Regions from separate parts of the Homo sapiens genome. Here region 1 is linked to region 2. The links are chromatin loops, found by intact Hi-C in ENCODE. Cell type or tissue: ascending aorta. All regions are shown on one strand. Each heading gives the region's core, and the rest is flanking DNA. Links, peaks and the distances in the headings are about the cores only.

The links. Peaks named below come from ENCODE experiments on the same cell type or tissue, not always from the same donor. Only the 100,000 strongest peaks of a DNase experiment are listed, where the experiment ranks them.
Region 1: a loop joins it to region 2, with 1.8 times the contacts of the local background. A loop is called at or near these places in 3 of 110 quality-filtered maps.

What each region holds. Positions count from the first base shown.
Region 1 is chr1:180,003,599-180,006,524 of GRCh38, forward strand. It overlaps CEP350 (centrosomal protein 350), which reads left to right. Exons shown (of 38, transcript NM_014810.5): 8 at 2,856-2,926. Among named protein-coding and RNA genes, the nearest start is that of CEP350, 50 kb to the left of the region's middle. In ascending aorta, for the core only: no CTCF peak of the experiment used is centred there; no DNase peak of the experiment used is centred there; H3K27ac peaks cover 260 bases.
Region 2 is chr1:179,913,548-179,916,473 of GRCh38, forward strand. TOR1AIP1 (torsin 1A interacting protein 1) reads left to right here. Exons shown (of 10, transcript NM_015602.4): 9 at 451-507. Among named protein-coding and RNA genes, the nearest start is that of TOR1AIP1, 33 kb to the left of the region's middle. In ascending aorta, for the core only: no CTCF peak of the experiment used is centred there; no DNase peak of the experiment used is centred there.

The sequences.
Region 1 (2,926 bases), core at 184-2,683, 90 kb after region 2:
TCTGAGATCTTTGAAGTAGTGAGTAATTTGTCAGGCAGCAGGTAAGATACTTACATGAGAGCAAGATACCAAAAGAAAAATAAGTATTATAGGAAGGGAATAAGTTAGGAATTAGAAACAGGAGGAACCCATGGAAGACTGGGAGAGGGTAATAGGAAGGTCATACTAATAATGGTACTACCTACCGAATAGTATGAGCTTGGGCAAGATGCTGAGTGGGCTTTTCTATTTTTTACAGTTGAGGAAATGGAGGCTCAAAGAGTCATTTTCCTAGGGTTGGATAGAGTAATTAAGAATTGAAGCCAAGATTCAAAACCCACTCTGATTCTAAAGTGTGAGGTCTTTGTAGTAAGCCCTCACAAAGCTTCTACTAATACATTTCTGTGGCATTAAGTGTCCGATCCAGTTTTCTTGCTATTATTATACAACACTCTATTCAGAAATTTTTTTCTCATGTGCAAAGGAAGAATAATGTAATAGTTAAGAGCCAAGATTTTGGAATCAGCTTTCAAGGCTTCCAGTTCTGCCTCTGTCAGTTATTAGTTGAGTATACTAGCTATGTTACATAACTTCTCTTTATTGGTTTTTTCATCTGTAAGATAGGGATAATAACAATATACCTCATAGGATAGTATCATTATAGACTAGTAGAATATGTCAAAAGACTTTGATATTCTGCCTTCTCTCTTGTTACGGTAGATGAACTATGATGTTCCTAGCTAAGACTAACCCATCTACTTGTGTTTTAGATTCCATTTGCTCTGACGTATTTAAGGATGTTACTTCAGCCCTGTTGCCTTTCTTTTGCATGATCAAGTTTTCCCTCTCTACCAGGTCATGCTCATCAACATACTATGTGATAACATGCTGTTATATCAGTCATTGTAAAAGAACCCCTCTTTTGGCCTTACTTTTCTCCAGCTGCTGCCCTGTTTGTTTCTTGTTTTCAGCAAAACTGCAAAAAGTTGCCTTATGCTCATTGTCTTCAATTTGTCTCCTCTCTTTCTCTTAAATCCTTTCTATAGGTGTTTGTCCCTATTTATCAAGATCATCAGTGACTTCCACATTGCTAAATGCAATATTTAATACTAATTTGTTATGATCTGTCAGCAGCATGATTGATCACTTCTTCTTTGAAATTTTCACTTGACATCTAGAATACTATAAGTATCTGGTTTTCCTCCTAAACCTAATTATTCTTTTTCAGTTGTTTTTTTCCTAATCATCAGGATGCCTTGACCTCAGTCCTCAGAGCTTGGGCAGGCAGGCTGGCTGGCTTGCTTGCTTGCTTGCTTGCTTGCTTGCTTGCTTTCTTTCTTTCTTTCTTTCTTTCTTTCTTTCTTTCTTTCTTTCTTTCCCCTCTCTCTCTTTTTTTAAATTTCTTTTTTTTTTCTTAACCTTCTCCCCTTCCTTTTCTTCCCTTTCTTTCATTTTCTCTCTCTCCAATCCCCCTCCCTCTACTCACTCTATTTTTCTTTCTTTTTTTTTACAGCTTATCTATCTGCACACAGGACAAATTTGTCTAGTCTCAGGGCTTTAAATGTTCCCTGTTGCTAGTGATTCCCAAAGTAATGTCTTTAGCCCACACTTCCCCTCTGAACTCACTTGTATCCAGCTGCTACTTCCATGTCTCCCTTTGGATGTATAATAGATTTCTCAACCTTAATATATCCAAAATGGAACTAACTAAATAAATGTGGTCATGATATACCCCTTAAACCTGCTACTCTGGTAGTGTCTCCATGTCATTTAATTCTATCCCTCTAATTGTTCAGGCCCCCAAATCTTGTCATTCTTGAGTATCACACCCCCGCCTCATATTTTGTATGTAATATTGTCTGAAATATACTTAGAATATAATCACTTTCACCACTTCCATTACCACCACCTAGATCGAGGCCACCATCAGTTTCCTATCTGGATTATTCTGGTAGTCTCCTCACTGGTCTCCCTCTATCTGCTCTTCTTCTAATGAGTCTATTGTCATAACTTGCTAAAAATTAATTTAGATTAATTTTGCTCCTTTGTTCATAATCTCTCAAAACCTTCCATCTCATTCTTGAGTAAAACCTGAAATTCTTACAGTGGCCTAGATGGCCCTGCATGATCTAGCCCTTAGTTATATGTCTCTGACCGTAGTTCCTACTAATCTTCTCTTTTTTCAGTCCACTCACACTGACCTGCTTGCTGGGTTTCTTTTTAGATACTAGGTATGGTCCTGCTTTAAGGCCTTTACTTATACTTATTTCCACTCTACCCAGAATGCAGAACTCTACACATATTTTAAAGTACATTCATTCAGATCCGTAATTGAAGTTAATTTTTTAAGCTTAACATGTGTAATCAGTTTATTTCTGCAAGTTGGATTTTTAAAAAATTAGTAATAATGTGTATATAAAATACCTTGACATGTTTCACTAGCATCATCATAAAGAGGCCTTAATTTAAGAATATTATATTGAGTATTTCGTAAAGTTTTTATATAGAAATTTCTAAATGAAATAGGAATCTGTGAGAGTGCTCACCTCTGAGATCCTATAAAATGCAATGATCCTGACTTGGAAAGCATTTGTGAAACTAAGTAAACTTCTCAAGAGTTTCTTAGAAGAATAAATAAATAACAAAGGATTGGAACCCAATACTGGAGTGGTGGTAATCTTCATATATTTTCCAACTCCTTTTTTCCATAAAAGGAGTTGATGTTGGTATTATGTGGGCCATAGAAGTAGCCTCAGTGTAGGTTTCTTTCTCCCTACCTGCAGCATATACTTTATACAGATTTTTCCTATGGGCGGAGGATAAGTGAGGGAATGAAAATCATTGTTATATTTGCTGTAAATATTTCTGCTTTTCAGATGATATTTCTATAAAGGAGAAACCTGCTGAAAAAAGTAAAGAGAAGAAAGTAGTCAAGCCAGTACGAAAA
Region 2 (2,926 bases), core at 288-2,787:
TAATCCACATTTTGTCCTTATTTTCCCCCTCTTTACAGCATCTTCACCAGGCAAGAGTTCAATATATGGCAGTTTTTCAGATGGTATAATATGTTTCATTTTATTATGGTGTGCTTAGTTTCTTTGTCCTTTTTATCCCGGAAGTTTCACCAATCCCATTAGATACTTAATGGGTCAAATACTTCCAAACTTTCTCTCAAAACTAATTATTGTGTGCTTTGTACTAGACCCCACCATATGCTGTGAAAAGCTATGAAAGAAATAGGTCATGTGTTTCAAGGAGCTCTCAGTCTAATCGGCACTCAGATATTCTACTTTTTCTTCTGCTTCTGGCTGATCTCTGTCTTCTTTTTTTCCTGGTGGAATTTGTATCTTCTTTGTCTACTAGAAATAAATACTCAAATTATGAAGCATAAGTTGATAGTCTTATTTTATTACTCTCACCATTAGATGACAGCATTCTGAAATCAGAGCTTGGAAACCAGTCACCATCAACCTCCAGCCGACGTAAGTTTATGTATTCAGTTTTTATTAAATATTTCTGTAAAATTGGTATTCCATAATTGTTTAAAAATGTTTTTTGACAGCAGTATGACTCGATGCTATTTGAAGAATCACATTTTAAGCACTTGAGAGGAAAAAGTATATATTCTACTAGCAGTGAAATTCTTTATAGACAAACTTTATGAGACAACATCTGGTATTGCTCTTCACTTAACTGTCTATAAGACCAAAAATAATAGCTAAAATAAGTAAAGCTACTAATACTGTTAACTGAGAAAACCATGCTGAATTGAAAGAAAGTTAGCCAGAGCATGACTTTATGGGATTACAATGGCTTTCGGAGTCTGCAAACCTGTATTTGAACTAGATTGGACCACTTACCTCCTTTACAGCCTTGTGGCAAGTTTCTTTAGTTCTCCAAGTCTTATTGTCCTGAAAGAGTACTAAGAAAATAACTTAATGGGCTGAGCGTGGTGGCTCATGCCTGTAATCTCAGCACTTTGGGAGGCCAAGGCAGGCGGATCATGAGATCAAGAGATCGAAACCATCCTGGCCAACATGGTGAAACCCCATCTCTACTAAAAATACAAAAATTAGCTGGGCGTGGTGGCACACGCCTGTTGTCCCACCTACTCAGGAGGCTGAGGCAGGAGAATCACTTGAACCCAGGAAGCGGAGGTTGCAGTGAGCCGAGATTGTGCCACTGCACTCCAGCCTGGCAACAGAGCGAGACTCTGTCTCAAAAAAAAAAAAAAAAGAAAATAGATTAATGATGATTCTGAAATTTTTTGTTCTTGGTACCGCTTTACACTAGTAAAGTTATTAAGAACCTCAAAGAGCTTTTTGTTGAAAATATGGGTTATGTCTATCCATATGTACCAGGAAATTAAAGTTGAAACATTTTTTAAAATATGTATTAATTTATTTTAAAATAATTTAGCAAGAAGAGTAACAGATCAGATTGCTTTGCATTTTTTCTAATCTCTTTAATGCCTAGCTTTAAAAAATGGATTTGGATTATCATATATGCTTCTGTATGCAGTCTGTTACAATATATTATTTTTGTTGAAGTATCTACAAAAAATCCAGCTTTTATACAGATATGAAAAATTTTAATAGCCTCTTCAGATAATTGTGGCTATTCTTTTTTGAACTCTCCAAAACTCAACAAGTGGTAGTTTCTTAAATGTTACTTGAAATAGGATATCTAAAACCATCTTACTGAGCTTTTAGTACTCTATTACATTAAAAGTCATTGGTCTTTCTTATACTTTGAATGGAGTATCATGCACTGGTCATTTGGAAAACATTGGTTCACTGAGGAATGCAGATTTTCCAAACATTGACACATTAGGAATGTAATAAAAAATATCACATTTGTTAACATCACTGCCAATCTCAAGACTTTAAAAAAGTGTTAAAGGGTGGGGTTCGTGGCCCATGCCTGTAATCCCAACATTTTGGGAGGCCCAGGCGGATGGATCACCTGAGGTCAGGAGTTCAAGACCAGCCTGGCCAACATGGCAAAACCCTGTCTCTACTAGAAATACAAAAACATTAGCTGGGAATGGTGGCACGCACCTGTAATCCCAGCTACTTAGGAGGCTGAGGCAGGAGAATCACTTGAACCTGGGAGGCAGAGGTTGCAGTGAGCCAAGATCGCACCACTTCATGTCATCCTGGGCCACAGAGCGAGACTCCATCTCAGAAAAAAAAAAGAAAGTGTTAAAGTACAATATTGGGAGTTGTCAAGCTCATGGTGGCAGATTTAGGATTCTAAAATCCTAATTTTCACTTGAAAGCAAATATCTGCCAAATACACAAGTCTGACTGTAGTTTGTTACTTGTTCTTTCAAGTAAAAAATAGTATTCCATGAAAAATGTGCTAATTCGCCTTGTAATTCATTTGCACAAAATTCTTTTCCTTGAGACAACCATGGTACTGTATGATGCAGCAGAAGTGCTTTGTGCATACCTTCCATTTGTTCAGAAAGAATATTGACATATGTACTCAAGGATTCAGATTTAATAAGATAAATAATTAACTGCTTCATAAAGGACATTCTTAAGTAAAAGAATGTCCCTTTGTTAAATCTTGAATGCATGGCAGTGAAAAATAACAATGACTACACTCGTACAGTTTGGTGCCACTGCCCTGTAACTCATGCTAAGGCATCAGAAGTTTTTCTCACCATAGCTTTTGCGTCATCAGTGCAAATGTCAACACAAGGTGAAAGTCAAATAACATCTTAGTGTTAGAAGAATAGCTTTAACTTCATGGACCCCCCTCCCCACAAAATAGGGTCTTGAGGTACCCCACAGACCACGCCTTGAGAATTGCTGCTCTAAAAGGTCCCTACTAAAATTAATAGCCTGAAACAGTCAATAAGTAAAAGATGTAAAAGTATTATTGTTACTATCA